Linked DNA regions of Homo sapiens: all the other regions are linked to region 2. A link is a contact called in ENCODE Hi-C or POLR2A ChIA-PET data. All regions are on one chromosome and are shown on one strand. The core of a region is the stretch at or near the end of the contact, and the rest is flanking DNA. Distances in the headings are between cores, read along the strand shown.

Region 1 (4,644 bases), core at 1,589-4,088, 430 kb after region 2:
AATCAAAACATGTGCCCGGGAAACTCACTTGGACTGCCCAGGGAGGTGGCCCAGGCTGGCAGGAGGCCACCATGGCAGATATTAAAAACACACAACAGAGTGGAGATGCTGGAGATCTTTCAGATGGAGCCAGCTTGAGGGTGCGGAGACCTCAAAGACAGAAGTGGGTCTCTGAGCCAGCAAAGCTGCTGTTAAAGTGGGTCTGGGGGCGCCACTCAACCTGCCCTTAGACACACGGGCTTGGAGTTTGCTTCTTAGGAGAGAGGACCACTGAGGGCAGGCTGCATTTGAAATTCTGTTAAAATACAACTTAATAGGGCCCCTGCTGCCAATGCAGAGGCTGAGTCAAAGGCTTGTTTTCCTGCTCAATTTTCTGTAATTTATTCCAGCTATTCTGGTTCCCTTTGCCAAAGAAAAACTGCGTATGAACCAATGCCACGTGTTGGTTATACTGACATCATTCTCTTGTAGACCGATCTCACAGAGCTAACTCATTACAGAAACATGTCCTGGCAAACAGCCTGCACTAAGGATTTGGATGTCTCGTGTTCAGGTGGTTCTACTCTGCTTGGAGTCCCCAGGGCAGTGTCTTAAAGTGAGGGCCTGGACTATTTGCATTGGAATCACCTGATGAGGTGCGTGTTTAAAAAAACAACATAGGTCCCTAAGTTTTACCACAGACTTGCTGAACCTGCATTTTTATTAATTTTGAGGCAGAGTCTTGCTCTGTCACCCAGGCTGGACTGCAGTGGCGCAATCTCGGCTCACTGCAACCTCCGCCTCCCAGGTTCAAGCGATTCTCTTGTCTCAGCCTTCCGAGTAGTTGGGACCTCAGGGGCCTGCCATCACGCCCGGCCTTTTTTTTTTTTAAGTAGAGACAGGGTTTCGTCATGTTGGCCACACTGGTCTCGAACTCCTGACCTCAGGTGATCTGCCTGCTTCGGCCTCCCAAAGTGCTGGGATTATAGACATGAGCCACCGTGAAAAAATATGCAGGCCTGAACCTGCATTTTTAATATGCTGTCTGAGAAATAAATGCAGGCCTGAACCTGCATTTTTAATATGCTGTCTGAGAAATAAATGCAGGCCTGAACCTGCATTTTTAATATGCGGTCTGAGGATTCTCTTGGGCATTAAAGTTTGGAAACCATGGGCTCAGTTAGATGGATCTAGAGAGAGAATACTACAACTTTTAGAGGCATTTCTGTAAAGACTCACAGGAGTTTGGAAACAACAAGAAATTTAGGCTCCTCAAGTGTAACCTCCTTTGCCCTAAGAGGAAAAACAAAAACTCGTGACTGGAATTTTCTTCTGCTTTCTAGTTGGCTTGCTATAAACGCAGCTTGTTCTTCACCTGTCTGGGGAACTGAAATAAGTACAGATCCTGATTTATTGTAACTAATCCAAAACAGGTGTGCATTTTACAGCTGTGTTTTATTTTGAGGAGTAGTTCAGTGGCAGGAATTTGGGTGGCAGCAGGGGAGGCTGGTGAGAGGAGGGTCACTTGGCAATAAGGTGGGTTTTAGTCTCTGTAACAAATCTACTGCCTGCTGTTGGAGCTGAATGCGAGACATGGCCTCTGTTGGTCTTTGTTGGTCTTCTTTGGCTATGATAGAAGATGAATTTGCATCTCTGAAAGGAGATGGAAAAAGCATTGAACTAACCCAATCATATATCAAGACAAATGATAAAGCTGTGGTCATGAGATAGTGTGGGAGTTGCCGTACATAAGTAGATAAACCAAACTGAGGAAAGAGTACAGAATCCAATACTGGAATTTGGTTTATGGATAGAAATAGTCTTTCAACTTGTAGGGAAGAGACAAGTGCTTCAATGCTGACACAATTAGCCACCATATGGAAAAGATATCAGTACCTTACAATGGACCCCCAATAAACTGATGTTATTTGATCTCTGAGTTAAAATTTTTAAAAAACTATAAAGTACTGAAAAAATTTTTCAAAATGATTTTCATGATCTTGAGAGATATAAGATCTTCTTGGGAAAATAATAGGCCTGGTGCAGTGGCTCACGCCTATAATCCCAGCACTTTGGGAGCCCGAGGCAGGTGGATCATGAGGTCAGGAGTCCTAGACCAGCCTGGCCAATATGGTGAAATCCCATCTCTACTAAAAATACAAAAATTAGCCGGGGCGTGGTGGTGCACGCCTGTAGTCCCAGCTACTCGGGAGGCTGAGGCAGAAGAATTGCTTGAATCCGGGAGGCAGAGGTTGCACCACTGCACTCCAGCCTGGGTGACAGAGCAAGACTCCATCTCAAAAAAGAGAAAGAAAGGAAGAAAGGAAGAAAGAAAGAAAGAAAGGAAGGAAGGAAGGAAGGAAGGAAGGAAGGAAGGAAGGAACAAAAAAGAGAAATATCAATAATTTTGATTACATCAAATTAAAATTTTTCTATAGAACAAAAATACCACTAAGAAAATTAAAGTGATACACTTTTTATGTAGGACATTGTAATAGACAAAGATTAATTTCCAGGGTATATAAAAATCAAATAGATAAAACATCCGTAACAATTGAATTATTTTTAAAAGGTAAATATATACAAAGTTTATGGAAGAGATAAATGGTCAATAAATATGCAAGAAGTTGCTCAACCTTATGAGTAATTAGGAAAATACAAATTTTAAAGATATAACATCTTTCATCAGATAGATAAAAAAATTAAAAGTACAGTACCAAGCTGATATTATAAGGAAATGGGTACATTGCCAGTAAGATTAATTTGGCAAAATCTCTTTAAAAATCTCTTAAAATCTCTTAAAACTGAAAAGGGCATTAGCCATGATGCAGCAGTTTCACTTCTCAATATCGACTCTTGAGAGAAGCTTGCATGAAGGCCCAAGGAAGCATGTGACATCATGTGTGTTGTAGAATTATTTCTAAGGAAACGTTTCTAAGGAAATGTTCATGGGTAACTGGCTAAATAAAATGTGGCCTGCTCAAATGATGGATGCTTCAAAACAACATAGAATTAGAAAGGTACACTGAAGAATAATACATACAATACGATACAATTTATGCCCCCCAACCATTCCATAGTAGTATATGTTATTTGTATATACATATATAAACACATAAAATTATTTTTTAGATCTGGAAGAATACATTCAAATGATAGGATTAACTCTGGAGAGGGAAGCAAGGAACCTAACATTTGGAGGGGTGATTAATGTTTTTAAATGTTTAAGGAAATTATTTTTACTGATAATATTGAAAACTTTTAAAAAAATTTTTTTTAAAAAAGGAAGACATAAACTGGGAGCTAGATTTTAGTTCTGGTTCTGCCATTAACCAACTGTATATCCTTGGGTAATTTCCTTTCCTCTCTTTGGGCCTCTTTCCTCAGTGTAAACTGAAGGGGTCAAACATGAAGATCTGTTAATTTCCGAGGCAGTGAGGTCCTGTGAATCCCTAATTTTACATCAGCTGCCAAAATAAATATCAAACAAAGTGGAAGAGACTGTGGCTTTCATGGTAAGGAAAGTCTGTCTAAGCAAAAAGGAAAAAAAAAAAACCTGATGATGTAAGAATTTTGCACAAAAACCCCCACCATAAACTGATATTAAAAACAAATAAAAACTTAGAAAAGCACTTGTGATGTACAAAGAAAGTGATGTAAGAAAAGATGAATAGCTTAATAAAAAATGAACAGGGCCAGGTGTGGTGGGTCATGCCTGTAATCCCAGCACTTTGAGAGGCCGAGGTGGGCGAATCACCTGAGGTCGGGAGTTGGAGACCAGCCTGACCAACATGGAGAAACCCCATCTCTACTAAAAATACAAAATTAGCTGGGTGTGGTAGCGCATGTCTGTAATCCCAGCTATGTGGGAGGCTGAGGCAGGAGAATCGCTTGAACCAGGGAGGCAGAGGCTGCAGCGAGCTGAGATCGCACCACTGCACTCCAGCCTGGGCGACAAGAGCGAAACTCCATCTCAAAAAAAAAAAAAAAAGAACAAAGACATCAAATACGCAATTCATGAAATTCATCATAAACTTATCAACTCCATTCCTTTCTGCCTTCCTCCTTTCCTTCCTTTCTCAATTTTCAGAGATTGTTCTTAATGTGATGATACTTCATGCTAATAAGACTGTATGGAAACAGATTTTTCTCTTACACTGCTGGCAAGAGTGCAAATTAGTACAACCCTTCTGGATGTCAAATTGGTGATATTTACTAATCCTTTAACATGTAAATTTTGGCCCTGTAATTAGCCTAATAAAATTATCAGAAGTATAAATAGAGCCATCGGGACAAGAGTCTTTTCATTGTAGCATGGTTCACAATAATGAAACACTGAGAACAATCTAACAATGGAGGAATGGTAAAATATATTATGGTACAATATTCTTTGGACTATGCAGGCATTAAAAATCATGCCTTGAAAATATTTAAAGATATTTTTTAAATGCTTGGAAACAATTTACAAAGCAATATATATGTTGTTTCTTCCCTTGAGAAACTTACAGGTTCATGAGAGAAAGAGTAATCTCTTTGCCTGTGGTCACACCATTTGTTTATTGGCAGAACCAAAGCTACAGTCCTGGTCATTTTCTCAGCTTAATGCCCTTATACCTCACACCAATTCTAGCCTAAATGAGTCAGTCTCAAAGTCACTTCTTTCAC
Region 2 (5,124 bases), core at 573-3,072:
TTGCTTTTAGAATTCAGCATTAAATACTTCATCTTTTTTCAAGTGGAGAAAAAATATAATGAGCAGAACCCACCTCCACATTTTAATCATTAGGAATAAAAACCACTTACGATGGTTTAAAAATACTACCTAAATAAAAAAGAAAAAGAGGATCTTACTTCTGGGTAATTAATAGCTCAAGATCCTTCTGTTTGTCCCAACCCCTAAGAAAAAAAAAATTATGACTAATCAAGGCTCAAGGAAGCTCAGTCATTTTACAAAAATATTTTAGGTACCTGTTTTGTTTTTTGTTTTTTGTTTTTTGCAAGCAGTTTGCTGGGCATAAAAATAGGACATGAAAATAAATAATGCCTTCGTTTCCTGAAAGCAGGCCTCTAACGTTTCCGGAAGCAGCAGCAATCAACCGGCTGGTGCTATTATTTATGACACGGTCACTTTATTCAAGTAACTATTAAAAAGGAAAGGGCATTCGGGCTCCCATCACTTGGCAATGGGTTTGAGAAAACAAGGATCAGTTTTGACTGTCCAGAATAAGGATCAAAGGGGAAAATATAACTAATACCCACTGCTCTCAGGCCGCAAAAGGAAGAATGCCTCTTGCAATGAGAGGAAATGGCAGTTTCAGATTAGAAAGCAAGCAGAGAGTTCATGGAAAATCTTAGAACATTCTTCCAGGGGATGGCAGACACTTAGCACATAAGCATATCATGTCAGGCAGTGATAAGTGCCAGGGAGAAAAATAATGGGAAGCGGAGATGGAGAGTGGCAAAGCAGGTGTGTGCTCAGTGGGGTGGGCACATTTCAGTAAGGGAATTGGGGAAGGCTCTCCAGGCGGGGGACTTCTGCATGGACCGGATGTGAAACATGTGAAAAACCCTCATGAGAACTGGGGAAAGAGCATTCCACGAGAAGGAAGAGCATGTGCCAAGGTCCTGTAACAGGAATATGAATCGTGGATAGGAACGAAAAGGAGTGACATGGGAGTAGGGGGAAGTGATAGGAGGTGAGGTTAGATATGGTGACGGGAGCAGGGAGGTCTTCCGGGGCTGGTCTTATAGCAATTGAAAGGCACTCGCTTCCATTTATTTTGGTCTCTTCTGAAACAACAGAGACTGGCATGTTGTTTAGCTGGTGTCTTATTCAGAGGGAACCAAGAGTCTAAACTTTAGGTTCTCCCCATGATGTTGGCACTGCTTGTGTCCAAGACATTCAGTAGTTCCTTAAAGACAAACTGACTTCCCTCACCTTGACAAACAGTTCACAAGTCTACTCTCAATTCAGAGTCACCACGGCCATTGCCACTATGCTGCCATCACGCCACCAGACAAATGGTGTTGAACTGGCCCGCTCCTTTGTATCACCTACTGAAGAGTCGAGCAGGAGCATAGTTTTGGTCATCCCGTGCCTGAAGTTAGGCTGCTGGGAGTCAGGGTGAGTGACCTTCTGGATTCTGCAGTGGGAGGTAAGATCTATCTCTTGCCAAGATTCATACAATGGCAGGTACCCCCAACACTGGAAAGGGAAGTTCAGGTGCTGAACTGGCAAAGTAGAGACATTCATTACTCCTGCTTACAGATGCATCTGTTTCCACCTTGGAAAGGGTGGAAGATGTTGCTCTACTTCCCGTTAACTCTTGTCAACATCACACCATCCTCTCTGATCAGCGGACCTGTGCCTACCTTGTTCTTTTTTAAAAAACAAATAGCATTTGTTCTCCAAAAATAACCAATCCAATTAAGCATGACATGACCTGAAGGTCAGGAAATGACTCATGGACTCAGGGGCGAAACCCACACTTTCTGGAACTGAGTTGGACTTGGAGGTGTGCTATGGTGGACTCTAATTATAGAACTCCCCCGGGTGAAAACATGGTCTTGCCAAGGATTGTATTTGCAAATAGATCTGCCATGGTCATGTAATGTACAGTTCTAACTATAAGAAAAGCTCAAGGATAAAGCAGCTTGCAATAAAATAGCACAGCAAATTTAATAATCAGTTCCCTTAAATACTGGGAAACATTATAAATAGCGCTACGTGATGAGTCAGAACTAACCTCATAAATTGAATTTAGAAACTGGTAAGGAATATCTTCTGGGAAATGTGATTCTGTTTCCTTGCATAAAAATAACCACTAGGGAAAAGGTATAATTCCAGGAGAAACCTGGCAAGGTAATTAGAAAGGGTAAATGTAGAATCTGAAGTACCGTATTCCATTGGAGAGCCTGCCTGTAGGGGACAAAATGCATGTTGACAAAACAGGCATAGAACACGCACTCCTGAAAGTGCATGCCACGTGTCAGTGATCATTATAACCTCCCACTCGGAAACCCAGATCCTTCATCCACCCTTCTTTGTCCTGTTTTGTGCCCAACACACGGACATCTATAGACTATTACTGTGGCTGCCTTGTCATCTAGCTTGTATTTAGCTTTGGCAGGTGGGAGGTGCGGGCAGGAAATCTTTGAGTGTGATGAGAGGGCCTCCTGGTGATTCCGCTCCCCACACCTTCCTGGCTTCACTGTGGCTCTGGCAGTGGCTCTTCCTGAGTGCCCTTTTCCCACAGCTCCAGCTTCCACCCCTACTCAGGCTTCTCAGGCCTTGTTCCAGCACACAGCTCTGTGTATAGTCCCTTCCTTAATTTCTTGAAAGTTAAACCTTTTGCAGTGTGCTGCACTGCATTCTGCTGGGACCTTAATTGAAACAGGATCTAGGGTACCCCCAAATCTAGATTTCCAAAGAAGGCAGCAAATATAAATGAGCAAATGCCTAGAAAAATGTAGGCTAAGATCATTAAAGTTTTATCCAATGTATTGAATCGTTACTAAAACATTCAAAATCCATTGGGACTGTGAAGAAAAAATGGATGTGAAAAGAAAATACTCTGAAAAGACTGAGAGTAGCCTAGTCTCAAATTCAGCCTTATACTCAAACCATGTGAACTGAGGCTGGGCTGTTCAGAATGGGTTGATTGGGGGTAACAGTGACTATAGAATGACAACTGGCTACTCCAGAAACTTCTAGTAGCATGAAGAGAGACTTTTCACAGAAATATGGGCATTTCTTGCTATAAATTTCCCTCTTGGAATGGCTTCTGCTGCATCCCATAGGTGTTTGGTACATAGTTGCTATTTGTCTCAAGATTTTTTTGATTTTCTTTTTTATTTCTTCTTTGACCCATGTTGTTTAATTTCTACTTATTTGTGAATTTTCCAAGATTTCTCCTGTTACTGATTTCAAGTTTCACACCATTGTGGTCAGAAAAGATACTTAAGGTAATTTTGATCCCCTGAAATTTGTTTAGATTTGTATTGCAGCCAAACATATGATCCATCCTGGAGAAAGTTCTGTGTGTACTTGAGAAAAATGTGTATCCTGTTGCTGTTGGATGGGATGTTCTGTATATGTCTGTCAGGTCATAAAGTGTAGTTCAAGTCCAATGTTTCCTTATTAATTTTCTGTCTGGATGGTAATCCATTATTGAAAGTGGGGTATTGATGTCCCCTACTATTATTGTATTATAGTTTCTATCTCCCTTCAGATCTATTAATATTTGCTTTATATATTTAGGTGCTTCATTCAATGTTGGATACATTTATAATTATTGTATCCTCTTGATGAATTGACCCTTTCATTGTTATATAATGTCCTTTGTCTCTTTTATTGCTTCTGACTTAAAGTTGCTTTGTCTGATGTAGGTATAGCTACCCTCTGCTCTCTTCTGGTTCCATTTGCATACAGTATCTTCTCATTCCTTCATTTTCAGTCTATGTGCATCCTTAAGAGAGTTGAGTCTCTTGTAGGCAGCATACAGTCGGGTACTTAGGTCTTTTTTTTAATCCATTCAGCCACTCTGTCCTCATATTAGAAAATTTAACCCATTTACATTCAAAGTAACTACTGACAGGTGAGAACTTATTACTGCCATTTTGTAATTTGTTTTCTGGTTGTTGGGGATGTATTTTGTTTCTCCCTGTCTTGCTGGATGGTTTGTGGTTTGACTGCTGTAGTGGGATGTTATGAATAATCCTTTCTATTTATGTTCTGTGCATCTACTATAGATTGTTTTCTGGTTATCATGATCTTTATAAAGAAAGACATTCACATTGTCATATTCCAAAGGCTTACAGCTAACTCGGTAAGGGTGTGAGATTCATAACTGAGAAAAGAAAAACAAAAATTGTCAAAGAAAACAAGAAGTTTCAAGGATGCATTTAAGCAGAGTGAGTTACACCTCTTGAGTAGGAGCCAAGTTTTTAAGGTAATTAAGGGTAGGTTCTTTGTTTAGAAGATGTATGTTAAAATTAAGAGCTACAATCTGGAATCCTTACAGCATCTGATATTTGCAAAGCGTGTGTGTGTGCGTGTGTGTGCATGCGTGTGTGTGTAAATTGCACAAATAGCATCCTACATTTGGCACATTACTTTTTATTTTCAGACTATCCTTTGGGATAGATGAAGGGTTCCTCTGAGTCATATTTTATAAATTTCTTGGCTGCCCAAAAATTTCAAGAGGAAATTTCACTGTTGGTCAAAGATCCTAGGATGGAAACTCACTAGCCTGCTGACACTGGTGAGGCATGCCCACCAGAGCTTCAGGGTAGAACAGCTGTTCTTTGGACTACTTGCTGTGGTAGGAGTAAGGAATTTGCAGAAAACGTGCTTGGGAGGAAGGAAGTGGTCTTTGCCATGCAGTGTAAGCCTACATTTTCCTTTTTCTCATTTTGCAAGTAACGTTTTGCTGGCATTCTTTTGTATGCATTTGTTACTCAGCTATTGATATATCACCCAAACACATAAAAACAAAAGCATAATTTGTATGTATACCTGAAACTTAAGATCATCTTCCTGGTAATCAACTCTTAATTTTTACATATATATAAAGTATGTATTATATATGTATTATATATTTTATGTATGTATTATATATTTTATATATGTATTATATATTACATATGTATTATATATATATGTACTATATATTATATATATATAAAATTTTCTTTTTTGGAGATAGAGCCTTGCTCTGTCATCCAGGCTGAAGTGCAGTGGCACCATCTCAGCTCACTGCAACCTCTGCCTCCTGGGTTTAAGCCTCCTGAGTAGCTGGGACTAGAGGTGGGTGCC
Region 3 (4,684 bases), core at 939-3,438, 330 kb after region 2:
AATGAGGGATCAGGGTGGCACCTAGAAGACAGGAAGTGTGGAGACAGTTGATGGCCCAGCTCTGCTCTGGGCCTTGGAGTAATGGTGGTTCCTCGTTAGTCCAACCCATTCCATCAAGGTAGAAGTCTATTATAAAGATTTCAGCAGATGACTCACCTGATCGTAAAGAGACCACACTTGCCAGCAATGTCTTCTGTGTACTATGCCCCTCTTCCATTTACAGGTGTCCTTGGGAACCAAGCAGACATTGACAAGGAGACTTGGGCTTCCAGATCCTGACTCCATTCAGATACAGCTGCCAAGGGGCACAAAATTTAAAACAGAACTCATGTTTTCTAGAAGCCTATGATCTAGTTGTGGAGATAAATTATACAAACAAAAAAGTGACAAGCAAGGTTTTGGACATTAGGACTTCTTTATTGTTGATGTGTGTAGTTCAGTAGTTTTCTGGAGACTTTTGTCAAAGAGCCTATGGATGAGCAAAGAGCAAAGAGAAATAATTTTCCAGGATTAGGAATGGTGGGTGCAGAGAGTTAAAGGAATCTTTGTGAAGACTGATTATGAAGGCATGATTCTTTCTGCATAATAAATTGTGTACTTTATTATTATTAGTTTAAATGTGACAACCATGATCATTCTCGGTTAATATCGACATTACCCTTTGCAGGTAAGCACACTCAGGTAGAAAGGTGGTTAAATACTGTATTACATACCTCCAAGGATGACCTGTTCTCAGTCCTCTGGGATTTCTGATAGAGGGAGTTTAGCAGACTCTTCACAAACTGTTAGGTGCCAAGAATTGATTCAAAGCTCCTGATCACTGGGCTGTTCATTCAGAGTGTGGGAGTTCCTTGGTGTGGTACACTGTAGACACATTTAAACAGAGGGCAGCGTGGACTGGATGTTCTCTGAGGTCCCTTTACTTCCGAGGTTCTAAGTAGTAAGGGACTTTGGATAAGGGAGAAACTTAAAAAAGTTACAGTGGCTGAAGAAAGCCTAAGAGAAAAGTAGGGGCCTAAATTGTACCTGAAGGCTGGGCAGAGTTGGAAGGACATATTAGTTCCTCCAGACAGGAGAACATATGATCAAAGACTACCTGTGGACAATTATCACAGATCAAAGACTAGCTGGGGACAATGATCACAGTGACTGCAGGATGGTGGAATACTTATGAAGCAAATAATATGTAAATAAGATTTATTTGTGTCAGGGAGGGGGCAGCATTTAAATAACCGGCAGTTGAAAATTGTACCATATTAGTTATATGTCTAAAATTAGATGTTCAGAATAAACAGCTATTTCAGAAGAATGGACACAGTATTAAATTAAAATACAAGTAAGATTTATTTGTTGGAGGAAGTGGGAGAGGAAGGTACATGTTCAGTTGACTCAACAGTTTAAATCATACCTAAGACATTTACATATCAGCTATATGCTAATCCTTATATGATAATTAGTAATTAAATTCATTTTGCAAAAACATCAGTGAAAGCTTTGCTGTGAAACAGTTTTGTAGGAGGCTAGTTGAAATTATTGTTAAATGCCTATTTGAAAGGGCAATTAGTTAGACTATTCTGTAGTTCAAGCTTTTCACTAAGTGACTTAGTGAGTTATACTTAATGAAGTTCTGTTATATATAGATCAGAGGTCCGAAGCTCTTGGAAATTCTTATATTTTAATAAAGTAAGCAGTCAAGAACTGTTTAATGATAATAAGAGTAGCTTGACACAGATACATATTTAGTCACCTGTTTAACAATCACAGAATATCAACCCTAAAGAGCACCTTAGCTGACCTAGGCCAAGACCTTCAGCATCAGACAGTCTTGTAGCCTGGAGAGATTTTTCTCTGTCTCTTCCTAAACCTCTACTATAGTGGTTCTTAAAGTGTGGTCCTGCCTCAGCAACATCAGGGACCTTTTGAAAAATGTAAATTCTGGCTGGGTGTGGTGGCTCACACCTGTAATCCCAGCACTTTGGGAGGCTGAGGTGGGCTGATCACTTGAGGTCAGGAGTTTGAGACCAGCCTGGCCAACATGACGAAACCCTGTCTCTACCAAAAATATAAAAAATTAGCCGGGTATGGCAGCACGCACCTGTAATCCCAGCTACTTGGGAGGCTGAGCCAGGAGAATTGCTTGAACCCGGCAGGCAGAGGTTGCAGTGAGTCGAGATCTTGCCACTGTACTCCAGCCTGGGTGACAGAGCGAGACTCCATCTCAAAAAAAAAAAAAAAAAAAAAGAGTTAAAAACATGCAAATTCTTAGGCCCCACCTCTGATCCCCTGATCGACTGAATCGAAACTCTGGGGTGGACCCAACAATATGTAGCTTAGTAAGCCCTCCAGGTGATCCTGATCCACACTGGGGTTTGAGAACTGTTTCCCCACACTACAGCTTCAAAATATCTTGAGGAAATAACTTCTCTTAGATCACTCTTAGCCACACAGAGAAATACTTCCTGTTTTATGTCTAAATTTATCTTCCTAAAGCTTTGAAGGGTGGAGCACACTATCTTCAGAAGTGTAGATACTTTTTTCACATTCCTTTATGGGCAACATGCTAGGGTGCATCTCAGCAGAAGGGTGGCCAAGCCTGGGAGGGGATGAAGACAGAGCTGGCACTAAGCAGGGACATGGGGAAACAAGGGCTGATCTTAGCCATTATTTGATTATTTGATAATCCAAGATTCACTCCAAAGAGGAGCACAGCATAGTCTGGTTCAGCACCTGGGTTTTTAAGACTAATAACACTGAGTCAGAGATTCACAAGGTTGTGGGGGGAATCTTTGGACCTAGGTAGTAGAGATAAAATGACGGGAATCATCTATACTGGCCAACATTGTTCTAGAAATTGTCTGAATAAAGCATAACAGAATAGAGAAGGGTCCAACCCTCTGGGGATATAGCATTGACAAGGAAAAAATGACCTCAGATGACTGGCTGCAATTTAGGGCAGGATTCTACTGCTCCCCTCCCCCTCATTTCTGCCAACCCAGCATTAGCTAAGAAATCCAGGGATCCAGGATGTACAAGTAATGAGGGCGGAAGGAGCACATAGGTGGTCCAACTGTGCTGCTGAGGTCTTCCCAGCACTGTTTGGGATCTGTTCCAGAGAAGGGAAGGACTGTGCAGATAGCTGGTGGCTACTGCTTTGTCTGCCTAGAGTGGAGTAGCACTCTGTTCTCAGGAATACTGCTTTCCACAGTGTGGTTTAATGGGATCCCCCAGTTTCTGACTGATCTGCTTCCCTAACTCAGTGATTGGCTACAGATAGGCATGTTCCCCAAATTCAGTCCTGAGACTTCTGACCTTCAACCAGATGGAAGATCTTGGGTTTGCTCAGGTGGCAAACCTGTGAGGTATGAGTCTGAGCTGTTCGGTGGCCATGTCCCACAGGCTGTGCAGAAGAAGCCAGTCTGTGGTGGGAGAGAGTGGCTGGTGCACTGAGAGAAGCAGAAACAAGAGACAGAGAAAGGGCGGGTGGTGTTCCAGTCCCAGGTGTGGTCAGTCCTGAGGTCCAGCTCATACCCACCTTTCCTGCAGTTCAGTTGGGTGAGCCTACAAATCTCCCTTTTCTGCCTAAGCCAAATTGTTCCTGTGGATACAGTGTCTAACTTCTTGTCATCTTTCTGAAGATGCTTTAACTGGCAAAGCATCCATCAGGGTTTTATTTTGGTTTTAGAGGTAATAATGATTATTTTATTTTATTTTCCCAGTGGATAAACAATCATCCTATGCTATTTTTTTATTGTGATGAAATATACAATACATAAGATTTTCCATTTTAACATTTTTTAGCGTGCAATTTAGTGGCATTAAGTACATTCACATTGTTGTGACATCACCATTCATCTCCAGAACTTTTTCATCTTCCCCAACTGAAACTCTATACCCATTAAACAATACCTCCCCATCTCAGGCAACCACCAGAGGATTTCTAGTCAAAAGTAGAATGGTGGTTTTATTTGCATTCTAATACTTCCCTGAGAACAGTTCTTGAGGCCTTTGAGACATTGGGCAGATTAACTTCAGGAGAGAGATGAGACTCCTAGGTTCCTTCCCATGGCTACACTTTTCCAATTGAAATTCACCAACTACTTTTCTATCTCGCCTCAGTAGTGTGAGCAACCTTAAGTTAAACAGGCAGGACTTGGAGGGTCTAATTATAATGCAATTTTACTTTTAACTCCCACTATTGCTTTAAATGTATTCTGTGGAATTAGTCTTTGTCCCACCCTCGATTAAATTTGGGACAATATGACTATTCCATTTATTCATGTGCAATAAAAAGGTCTTGCAATTAGTAATTAAAATGTCCAATCTTGGGTAATCATCACATAATCAAATCTAGGAGGCTCCTCCTTTCCCGAGCTCAGATGAGAAGCCTGCAGTGAGGAAGGAAGGAGGTAGGCTGTTTCCATGTGATTCCATCTAATGCTTTTACCTTTTTTTTTTCTTTCTGAGACGGAGTTTCACTCTTTTTGCCCAGGCTGGAGTGCAATGGTGCCATCTTGGCTCACTGCAACCTCCACCTCCCAGGTTCAAGTGATTCTCCTGCCTCAGCCTCCCAAGTAGCTGGGATTACAGGTGCCTGCCACCACGCCCGGCTAATTTTTTGTATTTTTAGTAGAGACGGGGTTTCACCATGTTGGCCAGGATGGTCTCGATCTCTTGACCTCGTGAT
Region 4 (4,793 bases), core at 81-2,580, 370 kb before region 2:
CAAGGCATAGAGCTGGTTGCCAGAGCAATGAGAGAACCAAAGAAAATAAAATGATTAAATCCTATGGGTTGAAAACCATGGAGAGTCCAGGGCAATGACGCACATACACCATACAGTGGATAAATGTTTGTTACTGCTGCTGCTGAGATAGCAGTAAGTATGGTACTTTCATTTAAATTACATCTCGAGACTAGCAGGCGGAAAGCCTTAAATCCATATTCAACTTGAAGGTTTTATTTGAGCACTAGAAAGAGATTTAACAGTAATGGCCCATGAATCCGAAGATGGGATTCAACTTCCAAAACTGGGAAGTTAATGAAAAATAAGTTTAAGTAATGCGGGTATTGAGTCCCTAGGGCTAGTGTGGCGTTCATGTAGCCCACACGAACAGAGCTAATAAAAAGCCATGTGTAAAAACAATATAAATCATACTGCTGTTTCTTGGACTTGAAAAACTCATCATGACACATTTTTGAAAAAACAAAACTTTGGATTACCATGAATATTTTGACGATATTTTTTCCTAAGCAAGGGAAAGAGGAGTCCCCTTTAAAATATAGAACGTATTCATTGAGTGGAAGACCGATCCTATATCAAATGTCCAGGTTCTACAGACGCCTGGGTCCATAGCACATTATCCCTCTCACCAAAACCAAACCAAACCAAAGTCAGTTTCATTTGAATGCACTCTTGCCATGGTTTCAAAATTTGGAAAGCTCTTGGAATTAAATTTTGAGATGTAAAGGCTGGCTGACAAATTCACAGAAACCCTCTTTCCGACACCAACTTATAAATCCTAAGGCATCCTACAACCCCGTGGGTGCTGGTTTCTAGTTTGCAACGCTCTAACATAGCTTGGTAGAGCTCAGTGGGCTGGGACCATAAGCATTCGGGATTGTGCCACTGAAAAACTGATGTCACATCAAAAGGAACACCTTTCTTCTAATATACTAAAAAGGTTTTGTACAGGCTGGGTCCAGAGGTCTTAGGGCTAGCCAATTCCTGCTCCCAGGTATTCTAAGAAGCCGGAGAAAGCTCCCTGCAGGTAAGGACCCATCGGCGCTTCCCGCACTCTGCCGCGCGGGAAGCGAAGGTTGGAGTCCTTTCCCCACCCCCGGAGGGTGGGCGGGGCCGAAGGACCGCACCGCCCCAGACCCGCCCCCTGCGCGTGGCCCCGCCCACAGCTGCTCCTGGCCGTGCGGCCGCGCGGAAAGCGGAGGCCGGGGGCGGGGCTCACCCCTTGCCCTTGGGGGTCCCCCGGGCTCTGCCAATCAGCGAGCGCCCTGTTGGCCATCCGCAGCCATCCGCGCCCCTCCCTCTCCCGCCCTCCTCCGCGTTCCAGAATCCAAGATGGCGGGATCCAGGCAAAGGGGTCTCCGGGCCAGAGTTCGGCCGCTGTTCTGCGCCTTGCTGCTGTCACTCGGTCGCTTCGTCCGGGGCGACGGCGTGGGAGGAGACCCCGCGGTCGCGTTGCCACATCGCCGTTTCGAGTACAAATACAGCTTCAAGGGGCCGCACCTGGTGCAGAGCGACGGGACCGTGCCCTTCTGGGCCCACGCGGGGAGTAAGCCGGAGCAGAGGGCTGGGGGCCGGGTTCCTCTCCCCCTTCTGCTGCCTCTTCGCCTTTCATCCGCGGCTACCCTGGTGTGCTGAGGTTCCCGTTCCAGCAGCTGCACACCATATGCGCTGTGGAGGGGACCCTCCTGGCAGCCCCTCCGCCGGGTCCCTCCTGGTTCGCACGGTTCCCTCCGCTTGTCCCCGAGTCTTTCCCTCACCCATTCTGTTCTCTCTCACCCGCCTGCTGTCTTCCCTTCTTTGATCTCGTCGGTACTTTCCGTTGGATCTAGAGGTGTTTGGTTACCTCCTACACTTCCTAGCACTCAAACTTGCTTCTAGGTATCATGTTTCACAACGCCACGTCTCTAGGAGAAATGTGCCCTACCCCCAGCCATCCCAACCTGAGACATGTTCTAGAAGCCCCCTTACTTCCTTTCCCGCTTCCACCCCCCACCCCCGATCCCCGATTTCTTTGCTCCGGTGTTAGCAATGGTTAATGCTTCGCTTGAACCCCATGCCCACTGACGGCTCCTGAGATGGCATATAGTAGTATTAGAGTAATTTTTTAAGTCTTTGTATGTCAGAAGACATTCTTATACTGTTGGAACTACACATTTTCCTCTCAGTGACTTGGTGTGGTCTTTGATCTTTTCTCTCGTAGTAACACATTATGTAACTTTTTAGGAGAAGGGATATATTTTTAGGGATTGATTGTTTCTGAACCTGAGACTAAGAATAGCATTACATTTTTAGCCCTTTAAAAAAATTGGAAGCATTGAAATAATCTTGGGTTCATATTTTATTCACTCTCTGTGTTTGGCACTTTTGTAGATAAGAGAGCCTTGCTAGAGCATTTACTTACGTGAAAGAAAACATATCTGCACTTTTTAGTGCTGATGTGTCACTGCTGACTAAGGAGTCAATCGTAGCACTTGGCATGACATAAGCTCTGTTCAGTGACCATCAGATATACCCGTTGAACAAGTGGCAAATGCCTTTATATGAGATGAGGAGCTCTGGCAGTTTGAATTCTATCTTTGTGTGTGATTAATCTTTTTTTTTTTTTTTTTTTTTACTATAAGGTTTAGGGTACATGTGCACAACGTGCAGGTTGGTTAGTATGTATACATTTGCCATGTTGGTGTGCTGCACCCATTAACTAGTCATTTAACATTAGGTATATCTCCTAATGCTATCCCTCCCACCTCCCCCATAAGTAATCTTTTATATAAGGTTTTTATACATCACTTTAGATTATCCAGTTCTTGAAACAAAATGTTTCATTTCTAGAAAGTAATTACTGAATAGGAAGCACCCTTTTAGGAAGCGCTATTTCTCTCAAATTAATGTGTAATTGAAAGGTATAGATTTTAATTTGACTTAATGACCAAGTCATTAAGTAGTTGAAGTAGAGTGCAGTTATTTCGTTACTCAGCAGTCATTTATTATGTGCCCATGCAGCAAGGGTATATTACTGGGCATTTGTTATCAAGGTATCTCTATTCTTGATACACAAAGGTGATGCAAATGATATCAAACACAAGTTTTTGGAGTTTTTGTTTCTATTTGTGGGATGATGAATTATTCAGTAGTGATGGATTTGTTCACACATTTTCACTTCTACACCTCTCCACTGCCTGCCTGTTCTTCTATCCCTTTTCTCTTTTTCTCACACTCACATACACTACATTAGCCAATTAGGAATGTTAATCAACTAGTCAAATCAGCTACCTTGACTTCCTTTACAGAGCCGGAACCAACTAATCTATTCTGCTGCAGAAATGTCAAGATAATGTACCAGTAAATTAAAGCCGTGTGGCTAGAATGAATTTGAAACAAAGTATTAGTATTTTAGCCATGATTTATCTGGCTACTGGCTCTGGGAATCTCTGCTATAGACATCCCTTGCTTTCATTGTCACTGTAGTTTTTGCATAAGCCTCACTGTAACTACATTGATCATTTTTTTCTTTTCGTTTTGCTCTGCAATTCATTACTTTAAAAAAAAAGTAGAGAAATTTAAGATCTAGTTTAAACACAGCCCTTTACCTTCAACCCCAAATTAAGACCAAATCTATGGTGTTTCTCTTTCTTAACTCTAATGTTCCTTTAGTACACTTAAGGCCATAAGGGCAAAAAATGATAATTTGTAACCCTTTATAGCTCTCAGAGTTCTTTCACTTTCATTCTCTGATTTGATCCTTAGTAGACAAGGCGGGTGTTATCTGTTTTATAGATGAAAAACTGATGTTCAGAAAGGTTAAGGTTTTTGAAAAAGGATACATAAGTAGTAAGTGTCAGTGAAGTTGAACTCAAATCTAGGTCTTCTGATTCTGTGTTCAGTCTCTTTCCATGATGCCCACACCCCATCCTTTGAATGTTTGTAAGTAACAGTGAACAGTGACTGATCCTACTAAAGTATCTCAGCTTTCCTTTTTGTCAACTTTTTTCTACCTGTAAAGTGAGATTACAGTTACAGTTGTATTTCCCAGCATGGGTTTCAGAATTAGTTAATATCTGAGAGCTAGAATTGTTCAAATTTTAAGTCTGATAGACCTTTAGTAATTACCTAGTCTAATAATAGGAGAAATAGCTAACATTTATTGAAACATTTAAAGCTACTTGTGTAGGCACTTAAATACCTATGAGGCTGTTCAAGAAATGGAGTAACTTGCCTACAGATCAAACAGCTAGTAAGTAGTAGAGCTGGGGCTTGAACCTAGCCTGGAGATGTAAACCACCGTTTTAGGGATCACTATTTTCTCTGAGAATCTTCTGAAGAATTGCTTTTTGAAGTTCAGTTGACCCTCTCCATGGAAGAATGTATATAAGTACAGTATTTTGCATATAACTTTTAGGGTGTTTATGGAAGTGATCGAGCCTAGCTCCTTCATTTTACAGGTAAACATATGGTGAATCCAAGAGAATAAGAGAATTATTTGCTCAAAGTCACACAGCTGAACTGAGACTAGGAACAAGTCTCTTGATTCCTAGTGGTATGTTCTTTTCACACTGTTTGAGCTTTCTAACCTTTGCAAACAGGTAAAATACGTTGCAGCTTTTCTAAAAATACAAATTTTTAAGGTTTTTAAAAAGAATGTTATGAGACTCAGATAGTTTGCCTTAAAGTCATAATTCCCTTTCTCTCACCCACTGTCCCTGTAATTTTTAGTGTATGAGTGTAGCTTTAATTTTTTTTATTTGATAAGGGAGGTGTTAGCCCTAAACTTTTAAAGT
Region 5 (4,856 bases), core at 321-2,820, 470 kb after region 2:
AAGAGCAATTAACCAGTATTTTCACTGTTTTTCCATTCATCAGCCTTGCTCTGAGCTCAGAATTACCACTTGAATATTTGCGGGTCCCTTTTCCATTTGATGTGTATTTACGATAAACCTAACCTTCCCCTGGGGAGCATATGTCATTAGTAAGCATTCTACTTACTGATGACGCGTGGCTAAGGCCTTTGATTCCTAGTGATGTTTGCTTCATTTCTCCTTGGTGACAGTGTCTGGCTTAGTTGAACCCATTTGCTTTCTCCATGCTAACACTTGAGAATATTTAAGAGTTATAATTCATTTGTTTATTGAGAGATCATTTATATTATTTCAAGTGGGTTTTCAAATGTTTGCTAATTTCTCTCATGCCTACTTCCAGTCCAGCGTTTCCCTTCATTTGTGCCTCCATGAAATATGTCACTGTCTTGTATCATTTTCAAAGAGTTGAAATCTCTCAAATATAATATGAACGTGGAGCAAAGGTCTTCTTGAACTTACTAAATCATGAGGGAACCTGTACAATGGCAAGAGTTGTTCAAAGGAGCATTTGAGGAATGAAGATTTAGATAGTCCATCAGGCAAAGGAATGCGGAAATACATTTTGAAATAGATATAAAACTGGTTAATGTTTGACAGGTAATAAACTTTGGGAGTTATCTTTTCTACTGCACAGAAACCTAAAAGTTAACCTGTAACTTAAAGTGTCTGAGTGGGTTCTGTGTAAATGGGAAATAGCAAAGCATTCTCTTTCACTAGATCATCCTCAATGATCCTGTTGAACAATGACTGTGATCCTCTTCCTTTGTCCGCAAGTTTTGGGTACTTTCCTTAACAGGCTAAAGCGTGGAAATTAGGTGTCAGAAGACTTTCTTGTGGGTAGGGCAAGACTAATATACTTCGAAGAAACCAAGAAGAAGAAAGTGGTAGCTTGGTTTGAGTCTCTGTGTAGCAGTGGCATGTCTTGGCTTCATGGAGACCTCAAGGTGGCACCCTCTGGTGCTATTTGGCCATCAGTACCTTCTTGGTAACCAGGAACCCATTCTCCACTCTGGGGAGAGAGGTCCTTCTGAGTTCCCTGGGCTTTTGAAAGGGCAGCTGTCCACGTAGAGCGGCCCTACTGATAGCTGAGCAAGGTCATGGAGCACAGGTCATGTTGTTCCCGCTGGGAACCAGTGGATGAGGAGCTGGCTGCTGGGATGGGAGGATCTCCTTGGATGGCCCTGGGAGAAACAACCCGAGGACTTCTCAGCCCAGACTGAGTGGTGGGTGGGGGTGCTGCCAAGCCCTGGCTCCTTAGGGCTGGTGATGGATGATGGGATCTCTCAGAGAAGTCCCCATGCTAAGTACCCTCTCCCTGCAGCCAACTTCACTCTTTGTGTTCTTCTGATCACACTCTGGACATGGGCTTCTTTTGCATTTGTCTGCACAGCTAATCACCACTGCTGTTCTGCTGTCTGTAGCCATTTCCTAAGGTAAAAAGATTTGTCCCTTACAGGGTAAGAGGATATGAAACTGAACTTACCCTCTTGGTTAAAAAAGGCACAAGATCACTTGTTACTGCTTTCTACAGCTGTATTGGTATTTTCTGTTTGTCCATTTCCTCCCAGACTAGAAGACCCTCAAGGGCAAGGACTGTGCCTTTTTTTTTTTTTTTTTTTCTTTTTCATCATTGAATCCCCCAGTACTAAGCACAGAGCAGATACTCCACAAATGTTGGATAGAACTCTTTGGGACTTCCGAGGTAGTTTTGTATCATGGAGAAAGCACACTAATACTACTGTTCCCCACTAATACTACTGCTCACCACGAAGTAATGACTCGTGACCACGCTCAAGACTGGGCTTTTCGCTGAAGCTTCACACGCCGGTGTCATGACACGTTACTCCTCATGACACATCTGAGCGGTGATCTTGCTCATTCTGCTTTCACAGAGGAGGAAATTGAGGGTGACAGGCTACATAGCACACCTGAGGTCGGCCTCAGGGTTGGGATCCAGACCTTTCTGACTCCTACATGTATTCCTTCTAGAAGAAAGCCTTGGGTGGGGACCATGGGCCAAGCCAGGAAAAACGGTCTTCGTGGTTCTGGGCCAAGTATCAGAGAATTTCTAGGCTGGAAGGAAGATGTTCACAGGACAGTTCTAGTTCAGCCCCCAGCCCTTCGGGTAGCCCTTGCCTTCCCCTTTCAATGACAGAAAGGCTGTGCCAATCCTAGAGCCTTGGAGAAGGACTTTCCACAAGCCTCCTCTGTGGCCCACTCTGTGTTTTACTGCCCTGTCCGGAAGTCTTCCCCTTATAACTGGACTTGTTCACATCCAGTTTTAACCATACAGTGGGATATGTTCAGAGACCCCAGGAATGAAGGAAGTAGAATGGTTTAGTGAACTTTGTTTTAAGCCACTGGTATATTCCAGGGAAGGAATGTATATATTGGAGGCTTGAAGTCTATTGAAAAACCAACCAATAATGAACACTGTTTTTGAACATGCAACTGAGACAAACTCAAGCTAGGTGAATTTTTGTTGTTAAACTATGAAACGAACCCAAGCTAAAATGTACACCACACACATGTATACACATACATACACAGAATCTTGGTGAATGTTTAAACAAAGTTCATTTTAAAGAACAAAACCAGAACAACGTCTGAATATCCTTTTTTTTTTTTTTTTTTTGCTGTAGAGTAAGTTTTTTGTTTGAGACTTTGGAATAAATATGTGGCTCTCCCTATGTTTCAAATTATCCCAGACTTGAGGGCGGGAACCATAATTTACTTGGGGAGGCAGCTTAATGAAGTCAAAATCATTTGCTTAAATTTTTCTATGCCTCAGTTTCCTCATCTGCAAACTGAGAATAGTAAACATAGTTCTCTCATTAGGTTGTTCTGAGGGCATCATGAAATTGATCTTTATGTGATTTGGCACAATGCCTGGTACATACCAAATGCTCAGTGCACATTAGCTATTGGCATCATCATCACTGTCATCATCACCACCAATATGACCACCACCACCAGTTTTAGTTTTCATAGCACAGTGACCGGAACTTAATAATTTTGGGTGAGTGAATGGTTCGATGGTTGGTACCTCACTAGGGGAGTACAGGACACTATTACAAAGGGGCCCTCAGTCACGAATCCTTATGTAGCATAAAGCTAAGAACCCCGTTTTCTCTTGTCCCTTATTGTATCTGTATAAGTTTGGGTTTGGAGTTATCAGACTTTCCTTCAAGCACAGGACACCCGGATTAGTCACATAATTGAGCTGAATTCTGAGCAGAAATGTTAACAACAGCTCCCAGAATTCACAATTTCAATTCTTTGCTCTACTCATGGCAGTTAAACCTACTGCTTATTGGAGTGAGCGTGTTAGCCAAAATGTAATGACTCTCCTCTGTGGATAAATCAATTATTTAAACAGCTGATCGTGATTTTGCCCTTTGGGCAGCTCACTGGCTGAAAACATGTGAGCAGGGAAGTCTTAGCTTCTTTCTCCTTAAGTATATTAGGAAAAAATGCAACTGTAGAATGATGAAGTGTGTCAATGTGAATATTCCTCATTGCAGTGCAGGGGACAACTCCACTGTTTCCTTTGCCATCGTGCAAGCCAGTCCGAAGGACCAGGGACTCTATTACTGCTGCATCAAGAACAGCTACGGAAAAGTGACTGCTGAATTTAACCTCACAGCTGAAGGTAAACCACAGTTTTCAATGAAAAACCACTGGCCCCTGCCCGTTCACAATGGACATCTGTACTGAAGCCATTCTCTGCTTTGTCTTCTTCTAGTTCTCAAACAGCTGTCAAGTCGCCAGGATACTAAAGGTAAGTCAGTTAGGGTTGACCTGCCAGAGGAAATGGGCTTACTGTAAAGCATAAAATAGCTCCCAGAGGAAAGAGTAGAAGCAGTAATCCTCTGGACTCTTCCAACCGAGAAGGAGAGCTATGGCGTGACTTAAGAAATGAATGCCATCAGAGAAATGCAAATCAAAACCACAATGAGATACCATCTCACACCAGTTAGAATGGCGATCATTAAAAAGTCAGGAAACAACAGGTGCTGGAGAGGATGTGGAGAAATAGAAACACTTTTACACTGTTGGTGGGACTGTAAACTAGTTCAACCATTGTGGAAGTCGGTGTGGTGATTCCTCAGGGATCTAGAACTAGAAATACCATTTGACCCAGCCATCCCATTACTGGGTATATACCCAAAGGACTATAGATCATGCTGTTATAAAGACACATGCACACGTATGTTTATTGAGGCACTATTCACAATAGCAAAGACTTGGAACCAACCCAAATATCCAACAATGATAGACTGGATTAAGAAAATGTGGCACATATACACCATGGAATACTATGCAACCATAAAAAATGATGAGTTCATGTCCTTTGTTAGGGACATGGATGAAATTGGAAATCATCATTCTCAGTAAACTATCGCAAGGACAAAAAACCAAACACCGCATGTTCTCACTCATAGATGGGAATTGAACAATGAGAACACATGGACACAGGAAGGGGAACATCACACTCTGGGGACTGTTGTGGGGTGGGGGGAGGGGGGAGGGTTAGCATTAGGAGATATACCTAATGCTAAATGACGAGTTAATGGGTGCAGCACACCAGCATGGCACATGTATACATATGTAACTAACCTGCACATTGGGCACATGTACCCTAAAAGTATAATTAAAAAAAAATCAGAAAAAAAAAAGAGAAAGAAATGACAATTCATGAGCCAATTCAAAGTGAATGTAGGGCCATACTTCCTATTGTAAGTTCATTAGACTACAGATATCCAGAATTGGATGCTACACTGTAGCAGTGGAGTTTTGGGGAACACGTAGAGGGG

The links. Hi-C counts contacts between places; a loop is a spot of excess contacts on that map. ChIA-PET counts read pairs that join two places held with the same protein, here RNA polymerase II (POLR2A). Pooled maps may share reads with other maps.
Region 1: a loop to region 2 is called in a pooled map, with 3 times the contacts of the local background. The contact joins two enhancer-like sites. A Hi-C loop is called at or near these places in 3 of 37 single-sample maps with no recorded cell type and 1 of 50 pooled maps. POLR2A ChIA-PET finds 5 or more read pairs at or near these places in 2 of 52 experiments (A673 and GM12878).
Region 3: a pooled map shows a loop between it and region 2 (4-fold over the local background). The contact joins the promoter of LINC03110 here to the enhancer-like site in region 2. A Hi-C loop is called at or near these places in 4 of 37 single-sample maps with no recorded cell type and 2 of 50 pooled maps.
Region 4: a map with no recorded cell type shows a loop between it and region 2 (2.8-fold over the local background). The contact joins the promoter of LMAN1 here to the enhancer-like site in region 2. A Hi-C loop is called at or near these places in 1 of 37 single-sample maps with no recorded cell type and 2 of 50 pooled maps. POLR2A ChIA-PET finds 5 or more read pairs at or near these places in 1 of 52 experiments (activated B cell).
Region 5: a loop to region 2 is called in a map with no recorded cell type, with 2.5 times the contacts of the local background. The contact joins two enhancer-like sites. A Hi-C loop is called at or near these places in 6 of 37 single-sample maps with no recorded cell type and 3 of 50 pooled maps. POLR2A ChIA-PET finds 5 or more read pairs at or near these places in 1 of 52 experiments (GM12878).

The regions. Positions count from the first base shown.
Region 1 is chr18:58,563,450-58,568,093 of GRCh38, reverse strand. All of the region lies in intron 4 of ALPK2 (alpha kinase 2), which reads left to right. ALPK2-AS1 (ALPK2 antisense RNA 1) reads right to left here. Exons shown (of 2, transcript NR_188108.1): 2 at 1,416-1,632. Among named protein-coding and RNA genes, the nearest start is that of ALPK2-AS1, 8.8 kb to the right of the region's middle. Within about 2 kb of position 2,838, at least 2 of the 41 ENCODE cell types and tissues checked have a DNase peak (open chromatin) inside an H3K27ac peak, as active enhancers do.
Region 2 is chr18:58,988,254-58,993,377 of GRCh38, reverse strand. No RefSeq gene overlaps it. Among named protein-coding and RNA genes, the nearest start is that of ZNF532, 130 kb to the right of the region's middle. Within about 2 kb of position 1,822, at least 9 of the 41 ENCODE cell types and tissues checked have a DNase peak (open chromatin) inside an H3K27ac peak, as active enhancers do.
Region 3 is chr18:58,656,043-58,660,726 of GRCh38, reverse strand. LINC03110 (long intergenic non-protein coding RNA 3110) reads right to left here and starts at 2,188. Exons shown (of 4, transcript NR_187442.1): 1 at 2,096-2,188; 2 at 714-864; 3 at 157-295.
Region 4 is chr18:59,355,802-59,360,594 of GRCh38, reverse strand. LMAN1 (lectin, mannose binding 1) reads left to right here and starts at 1,330. Exons shown (of 13, transcript NM_005570.4): 1 at 1,330-1,564. The coding sequence starts at 1,351. RefSeq lists a silencer at 1,046-1,345 and enhancers at 1,376-1,565, 1,756-1,805, 1,816-1,915.
Region 5 is chr18:58,522,770-58,527,625 of GRCh38, reverse strand. ALPK2 (alpha kinase 2) reads left to right here. Exons shown (of 13, transcript NM_052947.4): 7 at 3,564-3,691; 8 at 3,785-3,820. Among named protein-coding and RNA genes, the nearest start is that of ALPK2-AS1, 32 kb to the left of the region's middle. RefSeq lists a silencer at 1,479-1,558. Within about 2 kb of position 1,570, at least 5 of the 41 ENCODE cell types and tissues checked have a DNase peak (open chromatin) inside an H3K27ac peak, as active enhancers do.